Regions from separate parts of the Mus musculus genome. Here all the other regions are linked to region 1. A link is a loop called in an ENCODE intact Hi-C map of the cell type or tissue named here. Cell type or tissue: gastrocnemius. All regions are shown on one strand. Links, peaks and the distances in the headings refer to the core of each region. The heading gives the core; the rest is flanking DNA.

Region 1 (10,329 bases), core at 4,838-7,337:
AACTAGGGTTCTATTCTGGTTGGGACTGTTGGCCTATCTGTAATACTGTTTTCTACAATTTGAAGCACACAGGATGGAGGACGCTGGGGATCTAGCTCCGCAACACAATGCCTTCAGAAGGCAGAGGGGCCTGGGTTCTGTGGTCAGCAGTGCACGCAACAAGAAAACAACACAACAGGGAGGAAAAATAGTCTGGGGATAGACAAATAGCTTAATCCCATATTTGATTTTATTATTGAGGGATGGACTTTAAACCCTGAGCCACACATATGCTCTCTCTCTCTCTCTCTCTCTCTCTCTCTCTCTCTCTCTCTGCCAGAGCTACGCCTTCAGCCTTAATTCCATATTTGAAAATCACAAGTGTGTGTGTGGCGGGAGTACATGCTCACAAATATGTCTGTCCCATATGTGAGCATATGGGCATCTATTACACACGTGTACAACTGGAGTGCTATGTGCCATTCTGTGTCTATTTGTGTCTATGTATGTCAGTGTGCCTAGAGTTTTCTTTCTTTTTTTCTTTCTTTTTTTTTTTTTTTTTTTTTTTTTTTGGTTTTTTGAGACAGGGTTTCAGGGTTTCTCTGTGTAGCCCTGGCTGTCCTGGAACTCACTTTTGTAGACCAGGCTGCCTCAAACTCAGAAATCCACCTGCCTCTGCCTCCCAAGGGCTAGGATTAAAGGCATGCTCCACCACTGCCCGGCGAGTTTTAATTCTCTATGCCTATGCGCTCACATATTCTTGTGTGCACATCTGGGTGAGTCTGGGTGACAGAGGGTCCAGGAGCACACTGTGTGTACACACTTAGGAAAAGGCTGGGTGGGCAAACTGAAGTGTTGGCACCGTCCCTCTGGGAAGAGGAACCAGGCCGTATTTCCTTTTTTGTACATTTTATTGAGGTTTATTGTATCTACTTATAATAAAAATATATAAAAAGGGGCTAAGCTGGGGAGTGTTGGCGCAAACCTTTAATCTCAGCACTCAGGAGTCAGAGGCCCGGCCAGGAGACATCATGATCTCCAGGCCAGCCTGGTCTACAGAGGGAGTTCCAGGATAGTCAGGGCTACACAGAGAAACCCTGTCTCACAAAAATAAAACAAAGTCCAACAACAAATGGTTTTGTTAAATGTCCCTGAAACCTCAGTACCTGCATGCAGCATTTGGTGAATATTCCTGCTGTCCACACCCCTCCCAATGTCTTTAAAGGCGTTTATTGAGAAGACAGAAAAGCAAAAAGAGGATGAGAAGGAGGGGAGGAGGAAGAGGAGGAAGAAGAGGAGGAGGAGGAAGAAGAAAATGAAAAGAAGGAAGAGGAGGAAGAGGAGAAGGAAGAAGAACTCCGAAGACCTTCATGCCCTTGGGGACTCCTTCCTGGAGCTGTCCGGCCCTTTGCCTCCTGGATCCTAAGGACAGAGAACCCCAGGATACTTTATAATCTTGCCTCAAAGTTAAAGCCCAAAGCAAGTAGGACATTTTCTGAATCCCTGTATTTTATCTTTAAACCTTAGGTAAAATTTGCAGTCTCCCCCTTAAGGTCTACATGTTCATCTTAATTATACAGTCACAAAGCTGTAAGCCCCAACTCTAGAATCCAGGGGCTGTTCTACCCAAACTGGCCCGACCTTCCCATGATCCACTATGCCTCCTGCAGGTGGGCAGGAAGGATGACAGCACAACCCAGGCTTGGTCAGAGCTGGTCCAAGGGTCATTTGAAAAGGGTTGTTGCCAGCACCACTACCATCATCGTCATCGTCGTCGTCATCGTCATCGTCGTCATCATCATCACCACCGTCATCGTTGTTGTCGTCATCACCATCCTGGTGGTTATCGCTGTCATCATGTTTGATGCTGGGAATGAAAGCACACCGCCACTGAGCCACATCCCAGTTCTCTGTCAATCATCACTTAAAAACTCATCATGTCCTGAGCATTCCACCTAGGCTGAGCCAAAGCAACAGTCTTTGCTGACTGTCCTTACCTCGGATTTTCCCAGCCTTCCCATGAGCTAAGGTCTTTCACTGTTCCTACATCACATGTGAAGACAGGAGAGAGCGTGCCCAAGGCGACTCAGGTAGACACGCTCCCCACTCAGGCTCCAAAACAAACCCAAGGAGAAGGAATTGCCTGAGAAGAGAAAGAAGGCTGTCCAGAGAGGCTTCTGTCCTGGAAAAGAGCCTGGGGCAGAACTGGGAGACCAAAGGTCACTTTCCTCGTGACCTGTAACTCTTCCTGGGAAAAACTCCCTGGGACTCTTGCAAAAGTGTCAACAGAACCCTGTGTCCTATGAGACCCGATGGGTCACTAGTAGCCACACAAAGGCACTTAGTAACAGGACCCAAGTGCTGAGCCTGTGGTCTGCTGACAGGATCCCAGAGATCGAGCCTCACAACACACACACACACACACACACACACACACACACACACACACACACGCACACCTGCCCCACCCCCATCCCCAGTTTGCTGCACAAAACATGCTTGACCCTTGGTGGCCCTTGGGTCTCCTACCAATGCCAAGCCAGAGTCTGTGTAGTAATCCACTAGCCTGTTTTCCTCAGTTAAGAGGGAGCAGCCCCACCCCCCATGCCTGGAGGGATTGCTAGGAGGTTCTGTAGGCTTCACTGAAGCAGCTCCCTAGACTGGAATGAGCCTGGAGAAGAACCCAGGTGGAGCGCCTGAGGCTGGTGGCCTGGTTTGGTTACCTGGAAGTAGCCACATTCTACCTGACCACCCCCACCTCTGAGCCTTTTCCCCTGAGGGTGTGGGTGAAAGGTGGGTTAAGCCATCTCCGGCTTGGGCTCGAGGAACTTCTTTAAAATTAAATATCAGGCTAGGCATGGTAGGGCATGCCTTTAAACTCAGTACTTGGGAGGCAGAGGCAGTTTGATTTCTGTAGCTTGGGCTTGGTCTTCACAGAGGGTTCCAGGCCAGCCAGAGCTATGTATAAGACCTTGTCCCCGCTCCCATTTTTCCCCTCAAATCATATAAAAAGACACATCTGTATGTGTTGAGTGATAGTGGATCCAAGAGTCCCCTAGAAGGTGCTGATTTCCTTAGGAGTCAATCTAGGAGTCAATCTCTGTCCAGCCATCTACAAGAGCAGCCAGTGCTTTTATCTGCTGAGCCATCTCTCCAGCCCTAAAGTTTTAAACATTTCTTAAGACAGGGCTCATTACGCAGCCCAGGCTGGCTTCAACCTCGTGAGTCCTGGTAGCCCAGGCATGATCTGTGTGCCAGGCTTTAGCTTTCTCCACAGGTTTAGCTTCTATTTTGCTACCTGGTCGGGGTTTTGGGCAACACCTCACAAACTCTTACAGACTCCAACCCTGAGCACAAAACCATTCTCCTTTCCCCCTAAACTGAGCCCAATTTGGCCCAATATTCATTTCACTCCCAATAAAGGGGCCCCAACCTAGGAGGTAAGTCTGGTTGTTCAAAGCTTATTGCCCCATTTGGGGGCAGTACGGTGTGACAGGGAATGCTGTAGGGGTCATTGGAATAATTTTTCTTTGTCTAAGGGTGTCTAGGTAGGCGTGAAGCTTTCTTGTTTTGGTATTTACTTTCTGAGACCAGGTCTTTTTTTTTTTTTTTTTTTTTCTGAGACAGGGTTTCTCTGTGTAGCTCTGGCTGTCCTGGAACTCACTCTGTAGACCAGACTGGCTTCAAACTCAGAAATCTGTCTGCCTCTGTCTCCCAAGTTCTGGGACTAAAGGTGTGTGCCACCACTGCCCGGCTTGAGACCAGGTCTTAAATCCACTATGTAGCCGAGGCTGGCTTTGAACTCCTCCTCCTACCTCTGCCTCTGAAGCGCTGAGATTACAAACATGGTTTACCACCTCTAGCATGTTGGAGATAGGGTAGCACTCTGTGGCCCAGGCTAGCCTTGAATTCTGCCTCTGCTTCCTCCGTACTAGGAACACTCAATCTGGGCACTCCGGGCCAGTCTGGTTCCTTTGTAGTATACAGAGGTGACCTCTCTTAGTCTTGAGATGGATACAAACATAGACAAGTCTAAATTGACCCTCCCCTCGACCCCTGGAAGTCTCAAGCTGGAGAAGAGCCATCTCTATCCAATTACCCTCCATGCTCTTATCCCTTCTTCTACCAGGATGAAAGGACCCTCAGTCTATTCATCTGTTGTCCAGTCCTAGCATTCCTAAGAATGCTGAAGTAGGCAAACTCATCTTATTTAAGATTCATTCCCTCTTTCTAACTACGGGCCTGTTTGGGGGGCTGTTGTTCCAGTTAGGCTCTCAAGCCTCAGTCTGGCCCAGAACTCACGAGCCGCCTCCCTCAGCCTTCCGAATGCTATGATTACAGGCTTCAACCTCCTCACTTCACTAGCAGATAGATTTGCATCCTGCAGCTAACAGGACTGCTCTGGTTGGAGCAGAAACCTAAATGGAGCACAGATCTGGATCCCCTTGTAGGCTGTGGCAACTTCAGCACTAATCAAATCTAAACGATGCACATTCTGCCTAGATTCATCCAGTTTCGTCACTTGGACTGTAGTAATGAAAGATATAGTCCACAAGATGTCTCGGCCTGTTTCCATCCTGATTACATATTCTCAATTTAAAAACGTACCCCTGCTGCATTGGATACGACAGACCACTAAACACCTATTGTGGGCTATGCCAATTTCTCTTGGTGTAAGAGGTAGTTGACATTTAGCTAGAAACTTAAAAAAGAAAAAAAGCTTTATTTTATTCTTGGATATGCATGGGGGCGGGGGGGGGGGGTGCAGATGCCCTCGGAGGCCAGAAGAGAATGTTGGGTCCTCTGGAGCTGGAGTTACAGGCAGTTGTAAGCTGCTGTGTGGGTGCTGAGAACTGAATTCCTGCAGGAGGAGCATATGGCCACAACTAGTGAGCCATCTCTCCAGCCTTAGCCAGGAACTTTTAAAACACCTGAGACAAAACTCAGACCGAAGCTTACCCTTCGTGACGCACACAGAGCTCAGCCATTCGATGAGAGACGATAGACGGTGGAGACAAAGACCGGGAGCATCAAGGAAATAAAGGTCCTTCAAAATGGTCAGCCCTTGTTCTGATTAAATTGTGCATTTTTAATATAGTTGGTATCAAGTGGAACTTAAAAAAAAAAAAGAAACATGTGGGAATTTAAAATAAAGTGAAACCTGCTATTTTTCAGGGTCAGCAGTATCACGGTGAGATTTGTCTCTTAAACAATGACACTTGCTATCTCTGGAGTTCTATGAATACTTTTGAAGTGTCATATTAAAACCAATCTCGTGGCCTTGAGGCAAGGGGAAGCAATTAGTCGTGGAGTTGTGAATAAATAAAAATCCATTTATACACCCGTCCTTGACATGTGCCTTGTGAATCTTAGAAACTTCATCTAGAGGGAAAAGAAATGTTAAATCATGAATACCAGTCCTAATCACATTGCCATGTGGCTTCCTAAAACAGTTGAGTTTATTCCAATCTTTTAAGTATGAATTTATATGTATGTATTCACCCGTATTGAACACAAAACAAAGACTCACCCACAGCCATGCAGGTGACAAGAAGAGAGGGGGTACTGAGGCCCGTCGGGCGGTGACAAGCAGTTTTCAGAGCGTCACTCCTCAAGTGAGCCTAGCATACTCTCCTGGCTCTCCCTGTTTCAAAGCCTAGGAAAGGTTTTCTCTCTGAAGCTGAGGGCATTCACATAGCAGCTTGCTCTACTGAGGTCACCATTCTTGCAAAGTGCTTTTCACCTCATTCTAAGGGTCAGCTTTTTCAACACTGGGGGGGTTTACTGTTTCTAAGTTCTACTACCTTGAGCTGTCCAAAGCCTGGGGAAGCCAGCAAAGAACTGAGCAGACCATCCAGCCGAACAGGACCTCCCTCACCTGCATGCTCACCAGAAGAGTAGCACTGTTTAAGCAAAGCTGGGAGCTAGTCCAGGGTGGTTTCAGAGCCTGGGAAGCAAACGTGGGCGACCATGGGCCCCCACAGCACAGATCCCTGACCTACTTCGCGGGCCCCTTTCTGTTCTAGGAGCAGCTTAAAATCCATAAATTAAGGAAATTAACTGATGGGGCCTGCGGCATCTTTGTAAGCTATTTAAATCTATAAATTTACAACATCTTCTGCATATATCAAGTAATTGAACTAACTGCGGGGATGTAACTTTAATGAGAAAATTTCCCCCTTCTCCAGTAGTTTGAGATAATAAATAAATAAATAAATAACTCCCTCAGGAGGAAAGTTTCTTATTCCCGCGTGAAGTTACAGACGCGCGGACGGATGCTCTCTCCGCACTAGAGGTCCCCTGAATAAGGGGAGACTGGGTCCTCTCCCCAAGCCCCCACCCCCATTATCTTTCTCCAGTGTTCCCGTCTGGCCTCGAGAGCACCCCCAGGAGTTTGGCCAGTAGAGGGCGCCCAGGCCCGGCCGGAGTCTGTAAAGGGGGGCCCGCGCCGCTGCTCCCGGCCGAAGCGCACCCGCCTTCCTAGCCGAAAGCCTGCCTTTGGCCCGGGAGTCCCGGGAACCAGGCGGGGGCGCAGTCTGGGCAAAGCGCACCGGCCGCGATCCGTTTCCTAGGAGCCGAGAAATGGTCGAGGAGGAGGGACGGGCGGGGCGCAAGGGAAGGAGGAGGAGGAGGAAGGGGCAGCGGGGGAGCAGCTAGGGGCATTCTGGGTGCAGGCCTCCGCGCCGCAGGGACCTTTGGCCGCCGCCGTCTCCATCGCGCCGCGCTCGTCCAGGAAATGGCGCGAGTGGCCGCAGGCGACGGGCCGGGTGCCCCGCGCTCCCCTCCCCCGCGGTGGCCACCGCGTGTCCGCAGACGTCACGGCCGGCGCTGCTCCCCGGGAGAGGGGCAGCCGGGGCCGAGACCCGGGGAGAGAGGGAGGGAGAGAGGGAGGTAAGCCGCCTGGCAGCCCAGTTTCTCTCCCCTCCCCACACCAAGTCCCGCCCTCAGCCCCGGGGCGCCGCGGCGGCGGCTGCTTCTCTCCTCTTTGTAACCGAGGAGTCGAGAAATGTGAGAAACGTGCCCTGTGTTACTTATTTGGGAGTCGAAAATTTATGCCCAGCTGAAAGCGCCCGGGGAAATATTACATCAGATGAAATGACAATGATTAAAATCAGCCTCTCCCCCGCCCCCTCCTCGAGCCCGGAGGAGGCCCGGGCGCCGCGTGGCCGGACGGCGGGGGGCTGGGGCGCAGAGGGCGCGGGGCTCGGGCGCAGCGCTCCCGGAAGGGTACTGGTCCAGCCCCCTGGCACCCAGGCACGGGGCTCCGGGACCCACGGGTGGGGATCGCGAGGTGGGAAGGAAGTGGTGGCGGTGGGGAACGGTGCATTTTTTTTTTGTCGCGGAGCGCGGCAGGCGCGGGCGCGCGGAGCTAATTGCGACTCTAATCCTCTGCCCCGAGGCGCAGCCGAGCCCCGAGCCAGGAGTCGCCCGCGCGCGCCCGCTCGCGCTCGCCGCGCCGGGGTAATTTGGAACCGGATCGCTGCCCTTTGCAATCCGGGCTGGGCCGCGGCGAGGCGCACAGGCTACCGGCTGGTTTTGGGGGGCTATTTTCTCCCCTCCAGCCATCGGGGGAGGCCGCTGGAGAGAGAGGGAGGAGAAGAGGTGGGAGCGGCGGGAGGGCAGCCGGAGAGCTGCGCGAAAAGGAGGCGGCGGCGGCCGCGGCGAAGAGGGAGGAGGCGAGGGGAGGGCGGGGAGGGGAGGCCCCGGCGCGGCGCGCCGCGAGGGGCCGCGCGGAGCGGGGGCCGGGGCGGGAGGGGTGGGTGGGGGGAGGGTTGGGGGCGAGAGAGAAAGTAACTCCAGGACGAGACCGGAGCGACCCGCGCGCATCGAGCGCTAGGCGACGGGGCTGCGCCGGGCGCCCGACACCGGCGGCTGCGGGGGGCGGGGGCTGCGCCGGTGCCCGATCCACTGCTCCGGCTCCGAGGTAAGCCCAGCACGGGCGGCCACCGCTCAGTGCCGCACACCCCTGGTTCCCAAAGTGGCTGCAATTCCGAGAAAGTCACTCGGCCCCGGGCCGGGACCTAGGCTGGGGGCGGGGGGGCGGCTGCTTTGTCCCTCTGCTGAGCGCAGGGGCTGGCGGCGTGGGGGCGCCCAGCACAAAGGCCTGGCGCGCACGGGGCGGGGGGGTGCCCACGTGGGCTGGTCCTAGCCGCGGGTGGACCCTCCCCACTCGGCCGGGCTCTGATCATCCTGCTGTGCGGAATATGCGTCCAGGTCCTCCGCACTCTGGTTCCAGTATGGGCTCGAGTGCCCTGCAGAGCTGATGACTTTCCTGAGTCTGAAACCGGCTCCATGCAGCTGGGCTTTCGGGGCTCACAGGACCGGGTTGGCGCCCAATTTATAGAAAAGAAAAAAGTCTCTAACGGGACAGATGTGCGTTCTCTGACGCCCACCCTACGAGTCTCATGCTAGACGCACTGGTGGTGGTTCCAAGCTCAGGAAGGATGTGGGGCGGGGAACGCGCCGCCCCAAGACCGGACCGCGGTCTCTAGATTTCCACTGCCCACACGCACCCCCTCATCTGGATGCGAACACCCTCATTCTCCCACTCTCGCGTCACAGTAGCACCTCTCTACCCTCCCTCGAGAAGCCCCCGACTGTAGAAAGATAAACCTTCAAGTTTTCACTCCGTGTCTCAAATGTGCATGAAGGAATTTAACTGCGCGAGTGAATAACAGCATTAGTTTCAATTAATTTTTTTTAAATCCCGGCAACAATAAACTTTGAGAACAAAAGCGCTTTTACGTCCTTAATTAGGCGAGCTTCCCATCTGTGGTCTTGAAGTGTCTGCCTCTTGATTTAACTTTGTCTCCGCCCCCCACCGCACTCCCACCCCTTCTTCGCTGGGCCCTTCGGGTACCTTGGCCACCCCGCCCGCGGGGCCGGAGGTTCGGCCCAGCGGATCCTGTAGCCCCGAAGTTCACACCGGCCGGCTGGCTTTGCGGCCCCGCTGGCGCGCACCAGGTGGCCCGCTGCGTCCCTCCCGTTCCACCCCTGGACAGTCCTGCAGGCCCCTGGCACTGCTGCCTCGGGCAAGCGCCCTGGGCGTAAGAGCTGAAGGGAACTGGAGAGGCGCCTTCTGTTTACCTTTTATGGTTAAGATAACAGCTTAGCAAAAGAAGCGACTTCACGAAGAAGCGATTTAGTGAAATCGTCTCAAGCTGCCGCAGCTCAGCCAGTTTAATCACCCCCAGAGAGCTGAACAACTGCGAGCACAATGGGACACAAAATCATTTTGTGTGTAAATGAGCGTGGCATTCTGCTCACTTCCCTCTGCTCGGGCGGGCGGGGCTCGGCTGCGGGTGGGCGCGGGACCGGGGTCTCCCACCACAGCTTGGAGAAGCGGGTCAATGCTGGGCCAGTTTGCAAACCCGCTGAGGTCCCTGCAACAGGCGGCTTGGCCAAGCCTCAGCCGCGTCTGGGTCCTGGTGTTTGGTGCAGGGAACTTGTGTCTCTTATCAATTGCACGTCTATGTTTGTGATCTCAGCAGTGTTCTGGGAAGAAGGGTCGTGGTCCACCACAGATGCGTTTGGCAGAGGGAGCAGTGGAGATTCGGGTCAAGGCTTAAGGCCTGGGGCTTCCAATGGTGAGTTTCTGGTTTGTGTTGTGAGAAACAGGCTGAGGGCAGGCTGGGGCAGCTTGGTAGATGGGCGCTTGATGCTACTTGTCACATCTGAGTTGGGTCCTGGTAGTGGAAAAATGTGGTGCTTTGGTAGAATTTGGGTGGGAATTCTATCTCTGTTGACCTTCAGTGGGTGTTCCTTTATGGCATCCTCTCCCCCACCCCCACCCCCCCTCCCAGGACTGGATAACCCATCCCTTGGGTCCGCTTTGGTTTTTCAAAAACTTCCTTGAGGTAAATGACCTGGGATGTCCAAAGCAGGGGACTGAACAGCCACCCAACTCTTCCAGGAGGATAGAACACCCTCCCTCACCCCCAAACAGTCTCAGGTCAGAGAACTTCCCAGGGCAGCGGAGAGGTGAAGCAAATCATAGGAGGGGAGACACTTACCTTCCATTGAATCGGTTCAGTCTATGTACCTCAGACCATGTTTTATCATTGCATGCTGAATGTTAAGACAGAGATCTAGAAGTTTAACAGAAAAAGCACCATGTGGGTACCCAGGATAGCATGTAGTTTTGACACATAAGGGTTAAATCTGTGTCAGAGAAGTCCAGGTTATGTTTGTAGACTTCCCTCCTCCCCTTTCCATGTCTCTCTGTGTGTGTATGTCTGTGTGTATGTGTGTGTCTGTGTGTATGTGTGTGTCAGTGTGTGTGTCTGTGTGTCAGTGTGTGCATGTGCGTGTGTGTCTGTGTGTGTGTGTGTGTGTGTGTGTGTTCCTCTA
Region 2 (10,329 bases), core at 3,306-5,805, 270 kb after region 1:
TTTTATTTTTTCATTTTAGGTAGTCTCACTGTGTAGCCCAGGCTAGCAGAGACCTCAGATTTTTTTCTGCTTCCAATCCAAAGGCAGATTACAGGTGTACATCACCACCTGCTATCACACCCTTCTCAGTTCAACTCCCAATTAGACCTAAGCAATCAACTTCTGTTGCATAACTATTTCCTTTGTGGAAGAGAGAGGGTTCAGAAGATTCCCAAAACTAAGCACACAATCTCAGGAAGCTCCTGAATTTTACATGTCTCAGGAAGCTCAGAAAGTAAGGAGATTCACAAGGCCTTTCCCCAAGATTCTATCACAGTCAGTAATTGCTGAGGGGAATGCCTTCTGAGTAGCTGCCTGAAGCTCTGGTAGGGAGCAACTGGATGCAACTTCTAGGAGCTGGGAACAATTTGATTCACTGTGCCCCTGTAAGTAAGCCAAATGGACCCATTTGTTCATGAGCTACACTTGTCTGTGGATAACACTGCCTGGCAGGATTAGGCTTTTGTTCATCTCTCCCAGGGAAAGCCACACAACTGCACTCATCCTATTGACTAGGAAAGGAATAGGGTTGTCCTCTCTGATAAAAATATTGACTCCAATCACTTTAGTTCTTTTAAATAATGTATCTAGCATAGTTGTAAAGGAAGAAAATGTAATTTACACGATTGCAATATTAGAATTAACAATGACCTCACATGTATTTATTATGTGTTAATGAACTGGAGCATTAGATAGACAACATAGGCAAAAACGTGTAGGTTTTCAGGAGGAAAAGAAAATCAATCTTGTTTGTTTTGTTTTGTTATCTTGAGACAGCGGGATCTCATTTTGTAGCTCAGGCCTGGAACTCACAATTCTCCTACTTCCCAACTGCTGGAACTACCAGTGTGGTATATACCTACCTAAATTTAAATAACCTAACTGCCTATTTCTAGAACTGAAAAAGACTATACTTACCGGGATGAATAGCTGGTTAAGGTAAGTACAAGAAAGGCCTGGAGGGATGGTTCAACAGTGAAGGTTGCCCTTCCAGAGGACCTGGCTCAGTTCCCAACAACCACATGGTGGGTCATAACAATCTGTAAATCAAGTCCCAGGGAATCTAACGCCCCCTTCTGGCCTCCACAGTCACTGCACATACTTCATATATAACATATATATGTCTGTACAAACACCCATAATAAAAAAGGAATCTTTTTAAAAAGATAAGTACAAGACTAATTGAAATCAAGAATTTGGAAATTAGCTCAGTGGTACTTATCTAGCATGCACATATAAGGCCGCGGGTTCAATGCCCAGCACCACACACAGGTCACTTTAAAAAAGTGTGGACCTTATATTTAAAAATAAAATTACTGATAATTATAGCCTAGTTGGGTGTAGTGCCAAATGACTTTTCTTGGTATTCAGGAGGCAGAGACACATGGATCCCTTTGAGTTCCAGCCTGGGCTACACAGCAAATTCCAGGACAGTCAGGGCTATATAGACTCTGTCTCAAAACAACAAAAAAGATTTTGCGTGTTTCCTGGTTAGGGTTACTATTGCTATGATAAAACACTACGACCAAAAAGCAACTTGGGGGCGTCAGAATTTCTTCCCTTACACTTTTAGGTAACACTCCCTCACTGAGGGAAGCCAGGACTGGAACCTGGAGGCATAAGCTGATGCAGAGGCCATGGAGGGGTGCTGCTTATAGCTTTGCACTCCATGGTTTGCTTAGCTTGCTTTCTTATAGATCATAGGACAACCGGCCCAGAGGTGGCTCCACCCACAATGGGCTGGGTCTTCCCCCATCAATTAGTTTGTTTGTTTTTTTGTTTTTTGTATTTTTGAGACAGGGTTTCTCTGTGTAGCCCTGGCTGTCCTGGAACTCACTTTGTAGACCAGGCTGGCCTCGCACTCAGAAATCTGCCTGCCTCTGCCTCCCAAGTGCTGGAATTAAAGGCATGTGCCACCACTGCCCGGCCCACAACCACTTTTCAATATTGCCCCAGTGAGGATTAAACTTTACATGAATTCTTGGGAGACACATTCAAACCATCGCAGACACAAACCTTGGGCCCCAGAAGACCCTAGGAACCATGAATAAAGACAGTTTGTTGGGGGTGATGGGGAGAGAGGAGAATAGATACAGTAACGGAGAAATTATCAAATTGGCAATTAAATGTACTATGTAATTGGGACATGGAGTACAGCTAGTTCCATCACCAGCTAACACCATGGAATAAACCCAACAGAGATGGCAGTGATGTGGTTGGTATGTGTGAAGCCAGGAGATGTGAGAGATGTAAATTTGAGAGTTAGGTATCATCAGTTTATAGAAACTGACAAGGGAAAGAATGTGTTCACTATGGAAGAGAAGGCAACATTGGTCTGAGACCTACAAAGGGAAGACTCCAAACGCAGATTTGCACACCAAATAATGACTGTATGCTGAAGCAGGGACCCCCTTGAAGCCACTGGGCACCAGTCACAGCTCAGCTCATCAATCTTCTCTCCTGCTTTCCCGGAACACGCAGATAATCACCATGCATTGGCTCAGCGCACCAGACATCCTACTTGCTGCCTGTGTTCGGCTCTTATCCCAGTTGTTCACTCTTGCAGCAAATGTCTACCGAGCAGCTGTCCTGGGCCGGTTGCTACACTTGGCCCCAAGGATGATGCAAACAGTGTCTAAAACCAGAAACCCTTCCTCAAAATATTTGCATTCTAGCCAAGAAGGGAGACAAACACTTATGACTAAATAGACAAATGCGATGGGGGGTAGGGAGGGAGCAAGGCAAGAAGAGGGGTGTAAAGCGAGATCTACTGTAGTTTTGTAAATACATCACCTCTTAGGGCAGCTTTGAGCAGAGTATAATGAACTGTGGAAGCTGTGAGAAGAAGGGATGCTTGGAACAGTATGGAGCTGTGTAACAACAAATTAAATCATCCATGCCCTCATAAGCCAAACTAGGAAGTCTGGTTTTCACCTTGTGTAAAATGTAACCTGTGGAGCGCACTGAGTAGACGGATGTTATCTTGAGTTGAACAAAAGTCCAAAATCTCTTGCTACTTGAACATGATTCCCCCTGACTGCTGTGTTAAGAAAAACCTAGTAGGGGTAAGAGAAATAGAATTCTTCGGGAGCTACTGCCAACAACTCTGGCCAGGGTAACTGAGGCGTTATATAGAGCTGTACGGATGGAGACGGTCCAGCCTGAACAGACAAGATTTATAGTTAGGACAGGTGTGGAGGTGTAAGACAATCCAGGACTGGGGTCTTAGCTACTAAGCAAACGTTCCCGGTTCATAGTTACCTCCGAGAACAAGCTAGAGGGACGAGTTTGGAGTAAAACCGAAGAGTTACATCTCTGGATGCAAAGTTTTAAGATGCCAATTTGGTATCCGATCGGAGAGATGATCGTTATTAAGAAAGTGGAGCTGACATTAAGTGATCAAAGCGGCAGAGAAACACTTGGACTGGTGTTTCTTGCATAGTTAGTGACCGGGAACATCTTGAAAGCTAGGACACGGATCAAGCCGCATAAAAAGGGTTGGACTCAGTTTGGGGGACAGAGTCCCAGAGCCTCCCGGAGCGGCAGCCCTTGGAGTGTGAGACTCCTCAGGCGAAGATGGCTGCTCTGGCGTTTACAGTGAGAGTTCCGTGGCCCGCGGAGAGCGGCTCCGGAGCTGGGAGGCGACCGCTTACAAAGACTCTGGGCTCGTACCAAAGTGCAGCCCGCCTAGAAATGGCAGAGGCCGCAGTCAGCATCACCAGGCGGGATGGGCCCTCGTCTAGTCTTCCCGCGACATCTAGGTGCCGTGAAAACCTTCCACGTCGGGAGCGCAAGCCAAGCGCTCTGGGCCGCCGCGGAAAGAGCCCGGGACCGTCCGTGAGCTCGGCGAGTCTCGCGAGAAAGCACGCCGCCTCGCCCTCCCGGCATGCCCTGCGCCGCCGCCGCTGCTGCCGCCGCCGCCGCCGCCGCGCCGCGGTTTGAGGGCGGGAGGCTGGGGGAGGGTAAGCGGAGCCGGCGCGGCCGCCATGTTGGTTCTGAGGCGGCTGCTGTGAGGCGCCGACGGAGGGAGCGAGCGAGCGGGCGGGCGGGCGGAGCGGCGGGCGCAGCGCGGGATCTGACTGAGTGCGAGCGGCGGGCGACGGCGGCGGCGCCATGAGCGGGGGCACCCCTTACATCGGCAGCAAGATCAGCCTCATCTCCAAGGCGGAGATCCGCTACGAGGGCATCCTCTACACCATCGACACCGAGAACTCCACGGTAGCCCTCGCCAAAGGTACGGCGGGGCGGGCCTCGGGGTTTTGGGGGGCGCGGGTAGAGCGCCCCGCCGCCCTCGCGCTCTTCTCCCTCTGCGGTCCTCACGGGCCTCGCTCCCTCCCGGCCCCCAAGCGACAAGGGCCGGGCTGCGGCCTCCCCGGGCTCCCCGGGCTGCTTCCTTTCCCCCGAAGCTCCGCGCCTTCCATCCGGGGAACGAGTGCGCGGCGCCCGGGGCGGGGCGATGCTAAAGTCCCGGGAACCAGCCGGAGAACACACCCAGGTTCGCGGCTTCCAAGACCGAAATTCGGTCGTTCCTTCTTCGGAAGCGCCGAACAAAGCCGGAGGAGTCGAAGAATCTTGACGCCTACCTCGAGATGAATGCGGATGTGTTGATTCCTCGGGCACCCATTTTCTCAGCGTTCTTCGTCTGGGTCGGTGGCGACGGTTGTCGAGTGAACTCCTAAGGAGTGTGCTCCAAACTTTGGGTTTGCGCCGCAGACTTGTGATCTCGAAAGGCCGTTTCGTACCGTCCAGTCGATCGCATCCCGTTTGTCTCCTCTGTGATTGTTACCTGTTATGCCGGAATTCTTATGCAACCGAAGGGTGCGCGTTAAAATGCTTGCTTGCTGTCCCCATGGGCCAATTTTCTGGAACCCTGGTAGAAAGGAAAGTTTAAGTTTTGATGATCCGGGACTCTTGTACACACTTCAGAGCGAGTACTATCGGGGCGCTGACCGACTCCGCTGTACTTGGGGAGAGGAAGTTGTGTGGAAGGGGATCCCCCCCTACTTACCCCAACCCCATAGTCTGTACAGTCGATACAGTCAATTTGTGGGTTTTGTTTCCGTTCACGCGTGCTAGTGACAGGAAGGCACAAAGAAAATAAACTTGAGTTTCTGATCCTAGGGGAAGTCTTATAACAGTTTCTGATACCAGGGAGGTCTATTTTCCTACCACACCTAGTAGAATTGTTAAGAACTAAGTATGCTAGGAAAAAAGGTCCTAGGGATAGCAAGATTCTAAATCTAAAAGCATTTTTTATAGATGCTTCTTTTAACAGTTTCAGTTTCTTGAATTATACCTAATAGGGGGTAGGGGTGTGGCTTGATTGACAGCTCTTCTCTAGCAAGTGGGAGATCTGGGTTCCCTCCCCAGAACCACAAAAACAAAGCTTAAAAAAGGGACACTATAAAAGAGTAGGGTGATGTTTTCCACAGTTGCATTGTGATACTTACATAACTTTTGGCAATTTACTTAAAAAAAAAAATCCTTGAATCAAACACTGAAAAGTCAAGGAGTCTGCTTTTTAAAGAGCAGTATGAGGCTTGGTGCTGTGACACTCCCCTGTAGTCCCCGATATGCAAAATCAGGGCTGCTAAAGCAATACAGCTAGGTCATCTCAGTCGATGCTTAAATGCATAAAACCCGGTTGGCTCCCCAGTGAGAAAAACCGAGTGTGGGTGGTGCATGCCTGTGATTCCACCAGGGAGGTCGAAGCAGGAGGTCAGGCATTCAAGATCTGCCTGGTACACATGAAACCCTCTCAAAGAAGGCCAAAACTGAGACTCCAGGAACTACCCCATAACTTTCTCTTTGCCTTATGGAGTTTTGTAACACATTGCCTCTTAAAGAACCTGCTTTCATCTTTGTAGATGTTCACTATACTTAAGGATGTATGATTCTCCTTAGTAATTACTGAAGCCTTGACTAATAGTGTGAAGCTGGGCTTGGTGGTACGGGCCTTGGTGCCGGCGTTCAGGAGATTAGTGCCAGGTGGATCTGAGTTCCAAGCAACCCTCATCAATTTAGAGAGTTCCAAAACTTCCGAGTGAGACACTGCCTCAAAAACAAATGAGAGTTGACTGTGATGTCCTTAAACAGCTTGATGGTGTTAGTTTTAATGACTTTATTAAAGGGTGGGTAAAGCTCTCACCAGGTGTTCTACACACTGGTTGAGAACAGTATTTCTCGCTGAAGTGTTTTTGTAGAGGTTTGGGGATTATTCTTTGCATGGTCTCATGTAGCTTGGGCTGGCTTTCGTCAAGGATGACTTTGAAATATTGATCTGCCAGCTTCCAATTTGAATTCCTAGTCCTCTAGCCACCGCCTATGTGCTAGGATTGTAAGGCATGAGCCAGACTTAATAACTTTTTAAAAAATATTTTTTATTCATATGTGTGTGGTCTGTGTGGTGCTAAGTGCATGTGAGTACTGGTACTGGCAGAAGCCATAGGTGTCAGATACACACACACACACCAGCTGGAGAACCACCTGTCGTCAAATTCAGGTCCTCTGGTAGAAGAGTAGTTTATGCTCTTTAAAAGCTAAGCCAGCATATTTTTGAGATTTCTTTTTTCTTCTGTTTCCCCTGGGTTGGTCTGTTGGTCATTTGGTTTGCCAATAACCCAGGCAGTCCTAGAACTCACTATATAACTCAAACTGACCTTAAATTGTCAATGGTCCTTTTACCTCTGCCCTCCAAGTACTGGTACTAGAGGTGTAAGCCCATGCCCAACCTTTTGGGCTTTTGAGGTAGGGGTCTCACTGTGTGCCCTTCTTAGGCCTTGAATGTTACACTGCTTCCATCTCCATGATTACAGACTTGCCATCACAGCCCGCTTTAAAGATTTTGAATATATTAAATATTAATTGTAAACCTATCCTTTTATATCTTAACCTTCAAAAGATTTGTGACCCAAAGTTTTTAAAAATATGTCTCTTCCAACAAAATATTTTATTAGAGTAAAATTTTGGGCATCTTATTGGTTCATAATAAATTATGAGCATTTAATTTATAATGTTATTTAATCCATGTATCGATATATACTTTTTTCTCCTTAATGTCCAGTACTTAACACTTCATCTTTCAAAATTAGAAGTTGGGGACTAGAGGAATGACTAAAGCCTATATAAGGTGTCTGCCTTAGGTGTTAATTCTTAGGATCCATATGGTGGAAAGAGAACCAACTACAGCAAATTGTTCTCTGACCTGCACAAATGCACACAAAGTAACTTTATTTTTTTTACCTTTATTTTTATTTTATGTGTATGCATGTTTTGTTTGCATGTATGTCTATGCAACACACGTGTCTGGCCCATTGAGGCCTGGAAAAGGCCTCAGATCCTCTGGGACTAGAATTACAAGTGATAGTGAGTACTGAAAGAGCAACTACTGCTCTTAATCCTGAGCCATTCCCCAGCCCCAAAGAGTTGGAGAAATGGTTCAGCTGTTAAGAGCGCAACAGTTTGAACTTTGTATAGATACTTTTTATATATATATATATATATATATATATATATATATATATAGTGTGTGTGTTCTTAGCTTGTTTACAGTTTGGGGCTATTGAGAACAATGCTTTTAGGAAAATTAATGTTTGAATGCACTGATGTGTTGAAATAATTTTCTGGGGAAGCACATACTTAGAATTTGAGTTGTAGGAATATAGGGAAATATGTCTTTACTAAGTAATGCAAAGTAATTTTCTCTAGTAGGTGATTATGCATGTGTATTTTCAACAGCAAGAATTCTAGTTGTTCCATATGTCTCACCAGTCATAGTACTAAATGCCATATATGCCATATATTTTAATTCTCACCAGTTTGATGGGTAGGCAATTCAGTGTATTTTTTATTTGTTTATTTTTGTTACTAATTGGGTGTGTGTGGAGGAAGGTATGTTCACTTGAGTACAGGTGCCCACAGAGAGCAGAGGTGTGGATACTTCTGGAGCAGGAGTTACAGGTCGTTCTGAGCCACCTAATGTGGGTGCTGAAAGTCAGATGTGCTCTTAACTACTTCAGTCTCATGAATGTGGTTTTAGTCCCTAGTTCTCTGTCAGCTAGTGAGTTTTGGAGGTATTTCCTTATCTAAGCCATTTGATGTTCATCTTTACTTAAGTGCCTTGGAAGTTACCACTTACTTTCCCACATCATTTTCTGGAGTTTTGAGTTCTAATAACACATCCTTTGGATGTATTTATTGCAAGTGTCTTTTTCTATGTAGTGGTTTCTTATTGTAGATAGATCTTTATTTTAATTTAGGCATGTTTATTAGGCTTTTCTTGGAGGGCTAGGTGGGTGGTGTGGTTTTTTTTTTTTTTGTTTTTTTTGTTTTTTTTTTTTCTTTATTCCTGTTAATAACCTACTTTTCCTTAATTCAGTACTATGGAAATACTTTTATCTTTTTAGAATGTATTTTATTTTGCTTTTTCACATTTAGGTCTATAATGCTTCTAAAACTGGTTTTGTATATGGCAGAGACTATTTAGATCTTTAACTTAAGTAAAAGATTCACTTGGCTTTTATGGTTTGTATTATGATTTAGGTCTTTTACATGGCTATGACATATAGTTTACATATAGCTGGAACTATATAATTCTTTTGATATTTTGGCTAGTTAACATTTGTATGGTATAGAATTCATTTATGCTTGTTTTAATGTCATTATTAAAAGCATTGCTCTTTTAATGTTCCAGATTGGGTAATAAATTGAATCCACCCACACTAATAAGAAGGTGAAAGCCTAATCTGGATTGGTAATGGTTGGTTTCCCTTGTATTCTGCTAGAGTTTTTATAAATTAACTACCTTCTAGAAGGTGAAACCCAGATAAGTTTCATGGCCTTTGATCCTAACAACCTAACTAAATGTCAGGAAGTCTTAAAGGGCAATCTGAAATGACATTGACAGTCACTTTTTAAGTGTGTTTGTAGATAATCTGGGCCATGGTGTTTTCAGCATCTGCTTTTAGCAGCTCCTCCAGTTTAGCAACTCCTCCTGTGTTATTCTTTTAAAATTAAAATGTTTGGGACTAGAGAGATGGTTCTGAGGGTAGGAGCACTGGCTGTTCTTCCAAAGGACCTGGGCTCCTATTTCAGCACTCACATGGCAGTTCACAGTCATCTGTAACTCCAGACGCTGGGGATCTGACTCCATCTTCTGGCCTCCAAGGGGCTGCTTATGTGTGGTACACATAACATAACATACATGCAGGCAAAGCATCGATACACATAATTTTTTTTCTTTTTTAAAATATTTATTTATTTTGTGTATATGAGTGCACTGTTGCTGTCTTCAGACACACAAGAAGAGACCATCCCATTACAGATGGTTGTGAGTCACCATATGGTTTTTGGGAATTGAACTCAGAACCTCTGGAAGAGCAGTCGGTGCTCTTAACCACTGAGCCATCTCTCCAGCCTCTTCTGTGGAGATCTTGTCCTCACCCTGACCCTTGACTTCCATAATTTCTTGTTCTTGTGACCTGGGCTCCAGGCTCCATCCAATGCTCTCAACAGGACTTCAAAGCATGTCTACTAGTTTGAAGGTTCCCTCAGGTTTGGCAGGAACCATGTGGACAAAAGTCTTGTAGAGCACAGCACCCTTGGGCAGACTAGTGACTAGATCCACAGCCTCCGAGTTTTTGGTATTGGGCACGCCTCCTCCAGGGCATACAGGCACTTGTTCCTCCCAAGTCCCACATGGGTGCCCGGGTGCCATCTAGACTGACGCTGAGTGCCAAGGATGTTGCCAGCATGAATGTAGTGACCTTCCATTTTCTTGATGTGTTTGCCTTGTGATTTCCCACCAAGGTTCTTAGAGCTGCCACCTGTCTTCTTGGATGCGTGTTTGACAGCGAACGCTGTGGGTGCTGTGGGGTTCAGCAGGGCTGTCACTGCTGCCCGTGTCCCCAGCATAAGCCCCGCTGCCACTGCCATATTTGCTTCACATTCACTTCCAGGCTGGGAAGTCTCAGATAATTTTTTTTAATTAAACATATGATCCCCTAAATGAGAGTGTTGGTGAATTTATTCTATGAGTGGGTATGTAAAAGTAGTAGTTTTATAACAAAATAGACATTATTAGGAAGGTAAACTCTTACTCTGTGACTTAAGTTTTCACTTAGAAGAATGAGATTCGGATATTAAAATTATAAGTAAGGGATGGGCACAAATTTGTGGAATAGTTCTGGTATGTTTGCACTTTACATATGGATGAATGCATTTAATAAGTTCCTTGTGCTAAAATGAGAGAAATTCATACATAAATGAAAAAAAATTTGTATGTTTAGCTAG
Region 3 (10,329 bases), core at 3,904-6,403, 250 kb after region 1:
GGTTTTACTGCTGTGAACAGATGCCATGACCAAGGCAACTCACAGACAACATTTAACTGGGGCTGACTTACAGGTTCAGAGTTTCAGTTCATTGTCATCAAGGTGAAAGAAAGGCAGTGTCCAGGCAGGCACGGTGCAGGAGGAGCTGAGAGTTCAACACCTTCATCTGAAGGCTGCTAGGAGTAGACTAGTTTCCAGGCAGCTAGAACGAGGGCATTAAAGCCCATACCCACAGTGACACACCTACTCCAACAAGACCACACCTCCTAATGGCGCCACGCCCTAGGCCAAGTATAGACAAATCATCACACAATCTTGATCCGTGGGTTATTTTTTTTTGAAGCTGGGCCTCACCTGGTACCTCAGGCTGGCCTTGACTTGACAATCCTACACTTATGCCTCCCGGGTACCAGGTTTGTAGGTACATTGCTACTCTGCTCGACCTCAGACAGGCCCACACACATCGTCTTTTATGGCTTCATTCATGAGGGTGAGGACCACAGAAAGAAGACCACTGAGGTGGTAGTGATGTGTAATGGCAAGAATTCCTTTCCATTCTTTTTATTTTATCTTTTTCTCATACAAGGTCTCACTGTGTAGCCCAGCTGACCTAAACCTAGCTATATAAACTAGGCTGATGTTGACCAACAGAGATCCACCCCTCTTCCTAAGTGCTAGGATTAAAGGCCAATGCCACCATCCAGCTCTCTTCAAAGTACTACTCACCAGGGGAAAATCCATGCAGGCTCTTCCGGTCCTCACCAAAGCCTTCTACAGAAAAGCATCTTGGGAAGGAAGTTTTAAAGCCCAGCATTTTAGGGCTGGAGAGATGATTTGGTGTCTAGGAACCCTGGCTCTTCTAGATAACTGGGATTCAAATCCAAGCACCCGTGGGGCAGCTCAATATTCTAAGTCCAGTTCCAGGGGGTCAAACACCCTCTTCTGGCCTCCACAGACAACTGCACACAGGTAGTACACTAGCATATATACAGCACTTATATACATAAAATAAAAAATTAAAGTTAGAAAATAAAACACCCATCTTAGTTTCTTTTTTCCTGTGGCTGTAATAAAATACTCCAGCAACAGCACTTAATAAGGGGAGAAAGGACAAGCAGAGAGGAATGAACGGAACGACGGGTCACTGCTCAGCTCATACTCTCTATTTTATACATTGTATACAGTCCAGGATCCCCGGCCGGGGAACGGGCCCATCCACACTAACATGGCCAAACCCAATTAATGTAAATCAAGGTAATTCTCCCACAGGCATGCCAAAAGGCTCATCTCCCAAAGGGTCCCGGTCCTGTGAAGTTGGAGCTTGCCGCTAGACCTCCTCTCTCAGTATCCCATGATGTGAGCGGCTGGCATGACTGAAATCTATCTCAGCACATCTCTCATTGGAATCTGGAGAGAAGCCGGTGTGGGCTACAAAGTCAGTTCAAGGCCAGGCAACTAGGGCTTGGACCTGGAGATATAGTTCAGTGGATTATGACAGAAGAAATAATCATTCTACACAGAAAATCCACCTAGAAATAAACCACTCCATCTATTCTTGCAACTCGGCCTGTAGCCCACACCTCCACAAAGGAAGGGCATCATCCTAGGTGAAGTTCCTAGGTGATGCGTCTGGAGGCTCAGTCCTAAGTGAGCGGAGAACCAGGAAAGAATCATCCCAAACTGTACCAGAGAAGCCCTGCCTCCCTTCCTGCATAAAGCTAGAGCTGGGGCCCAGCAATCGCTCAGCCTGGATCAGCCAGGGAACTGTAGCTTTGAACCCTCCACGACACATAAACCTACAGCAAGAGGTACAGTGTAAACTGGGAAGGCTCATTGCCCAGCAACGCCCAAAAAACCTTGATTCCAGGTCCACCCTCACGCATCTCCCGTGTGAACGCACTCGGTGTCCTGGATGTTGTGCTACTGGGACCTTTGGTGGCTACGTGGATGACCTGTTGCCGCCACGGCCGCAGCCCCCGCCCCCGCCCCCGCAGCCTTGGGCTTCACAGGTCTTGGATTTCACTTGTGTTCTGGCCCTCTGGGCCTCCCGGCCATCCATGCGGCCCTCTCCTACCCTCCCTCCACCTACGTCTGTGGGATCCTAGCCAGAAGTTGAACAGTGTCCCTCCACTCCCTGCTGACTCTACGATGGTTTTATTTATTTGTTTGTTTGTTTGTTTATACACTGTACACTGTAGCTGTCTTCAGACACTCCAGAAAGCGGCATCAGATTTCGTTACGGATGATTGTGAGCCACCATGTGGTTGTTGGGATTTGAACTCAGGACCTTTGGAAGAGCAGTCCGCGCTCTTACCCGCTGAGCCATCTCACCAGTCCTCTATGATGGTTATTATGTTATTCAGTCCCCTCTGAGATTGAGACGGTGAAAATGGGACGTTAAAGGAGCTCCTTAAGATCACAAATCCAGAATGTGCCTGAAGCCGATTGACTGCCTGCTGCCAGCCGCCATCCTTCCTTGTACATTGCACCCAGCAGAACTATGTGTTTTTACTAAGTAGTGAAACTTGGGTCATTTCCATCATGTATATGGCCTCAGTGTTCCTTTATCCCTGTTTTAGTCTTAAACAGCTTTATGGAGAGATGGATATTTAATAGCTTGCACTTTCTGTGTTCAGGAGGTCGAGGCAGAAAGACCACAAGTTTAAGGCGATTCTTACTACATAGTGAGTTCAAGGCCAGTTTGCATTTGAGACCCTGCCCAGGAAGGAAGGAAGGAAGGAAGGAAGGAAGGAAGGAAGGAAGGAAGGAAGGAAGGAAGGTGGGAGGGAGGGAGGGAGGAAGGAGAAAAGAAAGAGAAAATAATAGTTTGCACATACTTAAAGCATGAAGTTTTTTACATGTATGAGTATGCAGCCGTAAAACTATCCCCATAGTCAAGAGAATGGATATCTCCGCCGTGCCCACATGTTCCTTTCAGCCTACTTGCAATTCTCCCCTCTCCCCCACCATAGTATGGATCCCTTATGTAACTGTGGGTCTCTTTCTACTCACTGTCCTTTAGTTTACAGGGAGGCATCATGGCTCACATCTGTAATCCTAGGGCTCTGGAAGTTGAGGCAGGAGGATTGCTGAAAATTCAAGGCCAATCTGGCTGACAAAGTGGGAAAATTTTTTTTTTTTTTTTTTTTCTGAGACAGGGTACATACATGGCCTGGAAACCACTGTCACAGATCTGCCTACCCTGCCTCTGGAATGCTTGGCTTAAAGGTATGTGCCACCACGCCCTGAAGAAGCACCTGAGGAGGAGGGGGGAAGGGGAGGAAGAGGGGAGGGGGGAAGGGAGGGGGAATTTAGAAGTTAGAGGTAAGAGAATCCGGAGTCTACAGAGTGTAGTTTAAGGCTAGCCTGGATTCCATAAGAGACTGTCTCACAAAAACAAAAAACGTGAGTCAAACATAGTAGCCCCTGCTTGTTAATCTCAAAGCTCTCAAGGCCAGGCAGTGCCAGGAGCTTAAGGTCAGCCTGATGTACAATACAGAAAATTTGTTTCAAGAAACCCAAACCAAGCAAACAAGCATAACCACTCATTTTGCAAACTTCTTAACTCAGGCACCTGCCTATTGTCTCTTTCCATGTCTAGGTTTCAGGATGAAGTATCGGTATTTTTCCTCTTCTTCCTGGGGACCTGTCCTTTCATTTTCTAACCATCCTTCCCTGGAAACAGATAAGAAGGTGTGTGTCAACTATGCTGCTAAACAACATTGTTTCTAATGAAAATGACCCCCTAGTTGTTAACTTTTATCTAGGCAAGGAATTGCCATAGCTTTGGGCTCCTTTTCTAACTGCCAGTTCTCCCTTGGGGATGGATCTAGAAGCCAGGCCTGCATGCTGAATTGTTATCAAAGAAACTGTTAGCCAGGGGGGGCAACATGGCGCCTCTCACACCTGCCCCTCACAGATCTTGTCTCCATAATCTGAGCCATCTCTAAGCTTCTGCAAGGCTTCCCACTGCTAGGACTATCTATCAACATTCTTGCTGTCTGTGTGGATCCTGTCCCAGCTCCTTCTGAAGACACCAGTGAGACTGGGATTCTTGTTTGGTTGGATCCTAGAAGACTTTGCCTTGGGCACTGCCGAGCGGTAAGCAACACCCTTAGCTCTTCCAGAACCCTCGATTCAATTTGGCCAGAGGACTGAGTTGGGCAAGGTGGCTCACATCTGGAATACCAGGATTCAAGGGCTAGGGTCAGGCTAGGTATGGTGGCACACACCTTCAGTCCCAGTATTCAGTATTCAGAAGGCAGAGGCAGGCTGATCTTTGTGAGTTTGAGGGCAGTCTGGTTTATGTAATGAGATGCTGTCTCAAAAGAAAGTAAAAGAACTAGAGACAGGAGGAACATGAGTTCAAAGCTGGCCTGAGCTACATAGTGAGACACTTCTTTAAAATATGTGTGTGTGTGTGTGTGTGTGTGTGTGTGTGTAATTTTTTAAAGAAAAGCTTGAAAGAATCTACCTACCTTTCTTATGATATGGAAAAGTCTGTATTGCATGAGGAGATAAATCAGATTGGAATCAAAACAAATCCATGCTGAACAGAAACCGCTCAGAGTCCACCTAAGGGATCTAAATAGAACCGCAGCGGCAGGTGGGCTTCCGGGATAGATTCATGTGCACCTGAAATGGGTACTAGGTGGGTGCAAAGAAGGCTATTGAATAAACTCAGAGACCCCATGCCTGTGATAGGACTCTAGCTGAAAGAGCAAGTGTGACTTCCAGATGGACTCCAACTGTGTCCAGACTCTCATCTTCCCGTATTCCTGTGGAATCGTTAAGAGCGCCGGGCGCAGAGCGCAAATGCAAACAGGCACCGCTACTCCAGCACTACTGAATCTGGAATCACAGATGAAGGGTTAAAGAAAGCTGCCCCTGTAGAAACGCTAAAGAAACTGGATGTGGTAGTTGCACTCCTGGAATCCCAATCTTCAGGAAGCTGAAGCAGGAGGAGCAAGAGCTCCAGACCGGCCTGAGCCTCAGAAAATAGAAGAGACGGGCATGGTGAGCATGCCTTTAATTGAAGCTCTCAGAGGCTCAGGAGGGCCTGATCTATATAGTGTGTTTCAGGACAGCCAGGGCTACCTGGAGAGACCTTGCCTCAAAACAAACAAACAAACAAACAAACATACATACATACATACAAAAGAAAACTACGGGCTAGAACCGGTGAAATAGCTCAGTGCCTAACTTGAAAGCCTGAGTTAGAGCCTTATGATCCACCTGACGGAGAGAGAAAGCTCTCTGAGGATGTCCTCTGACCTCCGAGACACACAATAAATAATGACCGCTCTAATTCAACCCTACACCGCAGGCAAACAGCTGTCCTCTGCTGCCATCTAGTGGAAATCAACAGGAATGTGAGCATTGCTTAAAGCGACAGACTAAATAAATGGGTTAGTTTTTTTAGCTTGGTCTCTTATGTACTCCAGGCCAGACCAGAATTCACTGTAACTCAGACTGGCCTTGAACTTCAACCTTCCTTCCTCAGCATCCAGAGGATAGAATTACAAGTATGTACCACCATTTCCAGCTCGTGAGTGGTTATTTTAAAGGTCTTGAGTTGTTCCTTAAGAGTAATAAAAACTCTGGGGCTGGAGAGATGGTTCTGTGGTTAAGAGCACCGGCTGCTCTTCCAGAGAGTCCAGGTTCAATTCCCAACACCCACATGGCAACTCACAACTGACTGTAACCCCAGTTCCAGAGGATCCAACACCCTAATATAATCATACATGCAGTCAAAACACCAATGCACTTAAATAATAGATGATAGGTAGATAAATAGATAGATAGATAATAGATAGTTAGATGATAAATAAAATAATTTTTAAGGATTACTGAAACCCTTCATTTACATATAGTATTTAGCAACGCGTGCTTTTATAAGGAAGTTGAGTAATTTTCGCTGTAGTTAGCTGGATTGGGGGGAAATTATCATATAATACTATATGATACATAATTTCTTTCTTTCTTCCTTTCTTCCTTTCTTTCTTTTTTTATTTATTTCTTTATTTCTTTCTTTTTTAGACGGTTTCTCTGTGTAGCCCTGGCTGTCCTGAAACTTATTCTGTAGACCAGACTGGCTGTCCTCAAACTCAGAAATCTGCCTGCCTCTGCCTCCCAAGAGCTGAGATTAAAGGCGTGAGCCACCACGGCCCGGCTTGATATATAATTTCTAAAATTATCACAGTAAGGCCAGATGTGTCCCAGCACTTGGGAGGAAGAGGCAGGTGGACCTCTGGAAGTTTGAGGCCAGCCTGGTCTACATAGCCACTTCTAAGCTAGCCAAGGCTATATTGAGAGAACCTTTCTCAACAAAACAAAGCCAATGAATAAACAAATAGGCACAATAAAAGCGGTAGACTACTTCTCTAACAATTAAAAGCACTGATGGCCAATTGCATAGGATATGGGGCCCATATCCCACTGGGTACACAAACACTGGTCACAAAATCTTTTTCTATTGAAGCCATTAACCAAAGTTCCAGGAGTTGACCAGCAAAATGCCCTACCTAAACATTTAATTGTAAGCTTATGTACGTCTCTGAAAGCGTCAACTGAGCTGCTAAGAAGGATGGCTTTGAGTAAAAATGGTCAACTGCCATTGACTGACAGCTAGATGGTGTCACAGCTATCAGCTTATGTTCATCGGTTGTGTGGGAGGTTGTTTGCTTGTGTATTTGTGGGGCTGGGACTTGAACCCAGAGCCTTGCACAAGCTCGACAAGCTCCCCACTCCTGAGCCGCATTTGCCATCGGTACTTTAGGTTGTGTTTTATGAATGTGGAACTTTTTTCGTGGGTCCATCCCTTGCAGAGGCCCTGGAGACTACATCTAGGAAACTGTTGTGGAAGTCTCTGGTGAGGAATGGAGCTTTTTAAATCAGAGCTGCCCTCAAAAAGACCCAGTAGGGGTTGTTTGGTTTGGTTTTTGAGACAGGGTCTCATTATGTAGCCCTGATTGGACTGAAATTCACTATATAGACTCCCACTTAGGTAAAGGTAGGGGGTAGACTTTTATCTCAGGTTAGTTCAATCCTAAACCCCACCTTGGGTGCCAATTTGTTGCTGGAATTTCCAACCCAAATAAGCCCATATAAAAACCACACAATCCAGTTATTATAATTATAAACTGTATGCTTGCATTGGGCAGATCTAACATTATATTAACTTATTCCCCAGCTATGAGACCCCTTGCTACTTGTAGTTTCTTCTGGTCCATCATGGCTGCCTTCTCCTCTTCTTTTGTCCTCTCCCCTTCCCTCTTATCCTCTTCTGGGTCTCTACCTGCCCCCATTTTCAAACCTTCAGCCCCACCTTTCCCCTCCACTGCCCAATTACAGGCTCTAACCTTTACTGACCAATTAAAATGGGGAGAAGGCTCACATGAGATCATCCAAGCATGTGATGGACTGCTCTGCGGGGGTTGGGGGGTCGGGGGGTCGGGGAGAATGGGGGTGAGTCAAAGTGGGCAGCTGAAGAAGCAGAATTAACATCAGAATACAAACAGCATCAGGCCAACCAACAACACAGGATGGATGGCCTGGAACATACAAAGATCAGCTTGCCTCTGCCTCCCCAGTGCTGGAAATAAAGGTGTCCTTGGCCAGTGGAGTTTTTACCTGCTTTCTTGAACTCTCTGAATGACCTACAACAAAGACACTTGCTTCAAGGAATACAGGATGGAGTTGGCCCTGCTGTGAGCTGATCACTGCCCTAGGTCCTTCTGCTCTGGTCATCTCTGAGCTAGCATGTGCATTTATTTATTTATTTATTTATTTATTTATTTATTTATTTATTTAATGGAAATGCTGGGGTTAGTCTAGCGCTGCTTTGTCACTAAGCCCCTCCCCCCCAGCCCTCACTGGAGTTCTTATTTTGAGAGCCTTGAACTTGTGATCCCCCTGCCTCAACCTCCAGATTAGCTGGGATTGTAGGCCTGGGCCTTCAGGCCCCAGGTCCCGTGAGCTTAAAGAAGTCTAACGTCACTACTGGTGGATGCTGTGCCCAAAAGTGACTTTTACCCCCCACTTTCTTTTCAGCGACATATTCATTTTCTTGTTTCTCTGGAGCATTTAGAAGAATGATGAATTCTAAGTAATGTATTGGTGGCACCATAGGTGTGAGAGGGGAAAGAAAAAAAAAAAAGAAATGCATTATTCACATATATATGTTTATGTGTGTGTCCATGTAACATATATTACATTATGTTTTATTATAAATTTAAACAACAAATAGACAAATCTATAATATTGCATCATATATTATTTTATATACATATACATATACATAATGGGCTTTTGAGACAAGGTTTCTGTGTATCCCTGTATAGTCGTCCTGGACTCACTTTGAAGAGTAGGCTGGCCTCAAACTCACAATGCTCCTGCTTAAGCCTCCTGAGTGCTGGGAACACAGGTCTGTGACACCATCTAGGAACACTGCAGGAAGTCTGGGAAGAACTTGATCCCTAGAAGTGTGCCTCTGAAAGCTGCCCCATTTCCTATGCCTCCTCTCTCTCTGCTTCCTGTTTGCTGTGTAGTAACAGTCCCTGCCATATACCCTGGTGCTATGCCGTGACCCTCTGCCCAGCACTGTTAGTGCAGAAGACTATGAAGAACTCTCTGAAACCTGAGTTGGAAACCTATGGTTTCTTTGGAAAGCCAGTTGTGTCAGATGGCGTTTCTCTAAGGCAGACACATGAAGGAGTTTTGTGCTTGAAGCAGACACAGGTGAAAGGATGTTTTTTGCTAAAGCAGGCATGTGAAAAGACACGTGATGAAGGATTCTTTGCTAAGGTCACACATGTAATGGGTCACCTTACGTTTTGTAACTAAGCTGTTTGTTGTGACTCCATAGAGAGAAATGCACCAAAAAACTCCTGGTGGTGTTCTGGCAGCTTCTTGCCACTTCCTCGGACACAGGCTGATGGGCAGAATGACGTCAGCTGAAACAGACCCACGTGCAGAGTCAAGACCCGTGGAGGACATGTGATGTTTGGAGGGAGTATAAACGGGACTCAACTGACTGTGAAAGAGGCTTGCTTGCATAGCTAGCTTTTCGGTGCTTCTTGGTCTCTAGTCTGTGTTGATCTTTGCTTTGCTGAGAGGCACAGCAAAGAGCTTCTCCTGGTCTCTCCTGCCGATTCGTGCGGATTCAGCTGAGGCCTGCCTGTCTCTGCTAGGTCTTACCACTGCTGCTAATTCTTGTTTGCTATCCTGACCCTACTGAACTGGACTGCTTATATGTTCATGAAGTGTTTGCAAGTGGATTGGGCTACTGTTACTGAATCCTGTGAACCGAACAGCTGATTTCCTGACATCAGATTGGATTTTCTCCAAACAACAATTTTTAAACAGATCCACTTCCCCCATATCCTAATAACCTTTCTTTTCCTCTACCTCTGGTGGGTGGTGGGCTAGAAGGGAGGTTAACGCATTTAAGAACCCTTATTAAAGTAGGTTTTGAAAAATCTACAGCTACAGAAACCATATGCCAAAACAAATCACTTCACTTCTGTCTCCTCAGATGTTCTTCTCTTGGACAGACAAGAAAAGATGACAGTCAGATTCAGGTGTAGGGCCTGTGCCCTGAACTTCATCTGCACCGTTCTCCAGTGTGCCGCCAAGGACTGCAAGCCCTCTGGAACCTGTCCACTGCGTTTGACCTTTTAGATTCGAGAATGTCAGCAAACATTCTTTTCAAAGGTTTCTGCCACAACCAGTTCATATACCAGTGCAGTATGAAGGCAGCCCAGGTTGGTTGTGGATGAATGAGCACGGCCATTTGAATATCAATATAGGCGTTCCAGCTCCTGTAGAACATATGAACTGGACGTATGGAGCTCAAGGCGAGCCTGGAAGTCCTGCGTGGGAGTAAACCAAGTCCTGGCACTTGGAAAGCAGAGGCAGGTAGATCTCTGTGAGTTATAGGGCCAGCCTGATCTACATAGTGAGTGCCAGGACAACATAGAGACCCTGTCTCAAAGGGAAAAAAAAATCCAAACAGAAAAGGCCAGTATGGATTACTGAAACTTTGTGTTGGGCAGAGGCAGGTGAATTTCTGAGTTCGAGGCCAGCCTGGTCTACAGAGTGAGTTCCAGGACAGCCAGGGCTACACAGAAACCCTGTCTCAAAAAAACAAAAAAGAAAGAAAAAAAATTTTTTAGGATAAGGGTCTAAAGGAAAGAGGGCTCAGCAGCTAAGAGGACTTGCTGCTTTTTCAAAGAACCCAGGTTTGGCTTTCCAGCACTCACATTGTTTGACTCATAACCTATTACTACAGTTCCAGGTGATCTAACAACCTCTTTTGGACTTCAAGGG

The links. Hi-C counts contacts between places; a loop is a spot of excess contacts. Peaks named below come from ENCODE experiments on the same cell type or tissue, not always from the same donor. Only the 100,000 strongest peaks of a DNase experiment are listed, where the experiment ranks them.
Region 2: a loop joins it to region 1, with 3 times the contacts of the local background. A loop is called at or near these places in 7 of 42 quality-filtered maps.
Region 3: a loop joins it to region 1, with 4 times the contacts of the local background. A loop is called at or near these places in 9 of 42 quality-filtered maps.

What each region holds. Positions count from the first base shown.
Region 1 is chr7:34,651,821-34,662,149 of GRCm38, reverse strand. Kctd15 (potassium channel tetramerisation domain containing 15) reads left to right here and starts at 7,752. Exons shown (of 7, transcript NM_001360820.1): 1 at 7,752-7,903; 2 at 9,468-9,566. Gm12781 (a long non-coding RNA gene) reads right to left here and starts at 2,205. Exons shown (of 2, transcript XR_391247.4): 1 at 1,977-2,205; 2 at 948-1,846. In gastrocnemius, for the core only: a CTCF peak has its summit at 6,391 (motif pointing right); DNase peaks (open chromatin) are centred at 6,459, 6,875 and 7,336; H3K4me3 peaks cover 1,535 bases; H3K27ac peaks cover 1,517 bases.
Region 2 is chr7:34,383,302-34,393,630 of GRCm38, reverse strand. It overlaps Lsm14a (LSM14A mRNA processing body assembly factor), which reads left to right and starts at 3,926. Exons shown (of 11, transcript NM_025948.3): 1 at 3,926-4,273. The coding sequence starts at 4,153. Gm12764 (predicted gene 12764) reads right to left here and starts at 5,018. Exons shown (of 2, transcript NR_169160.1): 1 at 4,623-5,018. It also overlaps the pseudogene Gm12774. In gastrocnemius, for the core only: no CTCF peak of the experiment used is centred there; DNase peaks (open chromatin) are centred at 3,912, 4,433, 4,978 and 5,715; H3K4me3 peaks cover 2,500 bases; H3K27ac peaks cover 2,500 bases.
Region 3 is chr7:34,402,722-34,413,050 of GRCm38, reverse strand. No RefSeq gene overlaps it. Among named protein-coding and RNA genes, the nearest start is that of Lsm14a, 18 kb to the right of the region's middle. In gastrocnemius, for the core only: a CTCF peak has its summit at 5,354 (motif pointing left); a DNase peak (open chromatin) is centred at 5,332.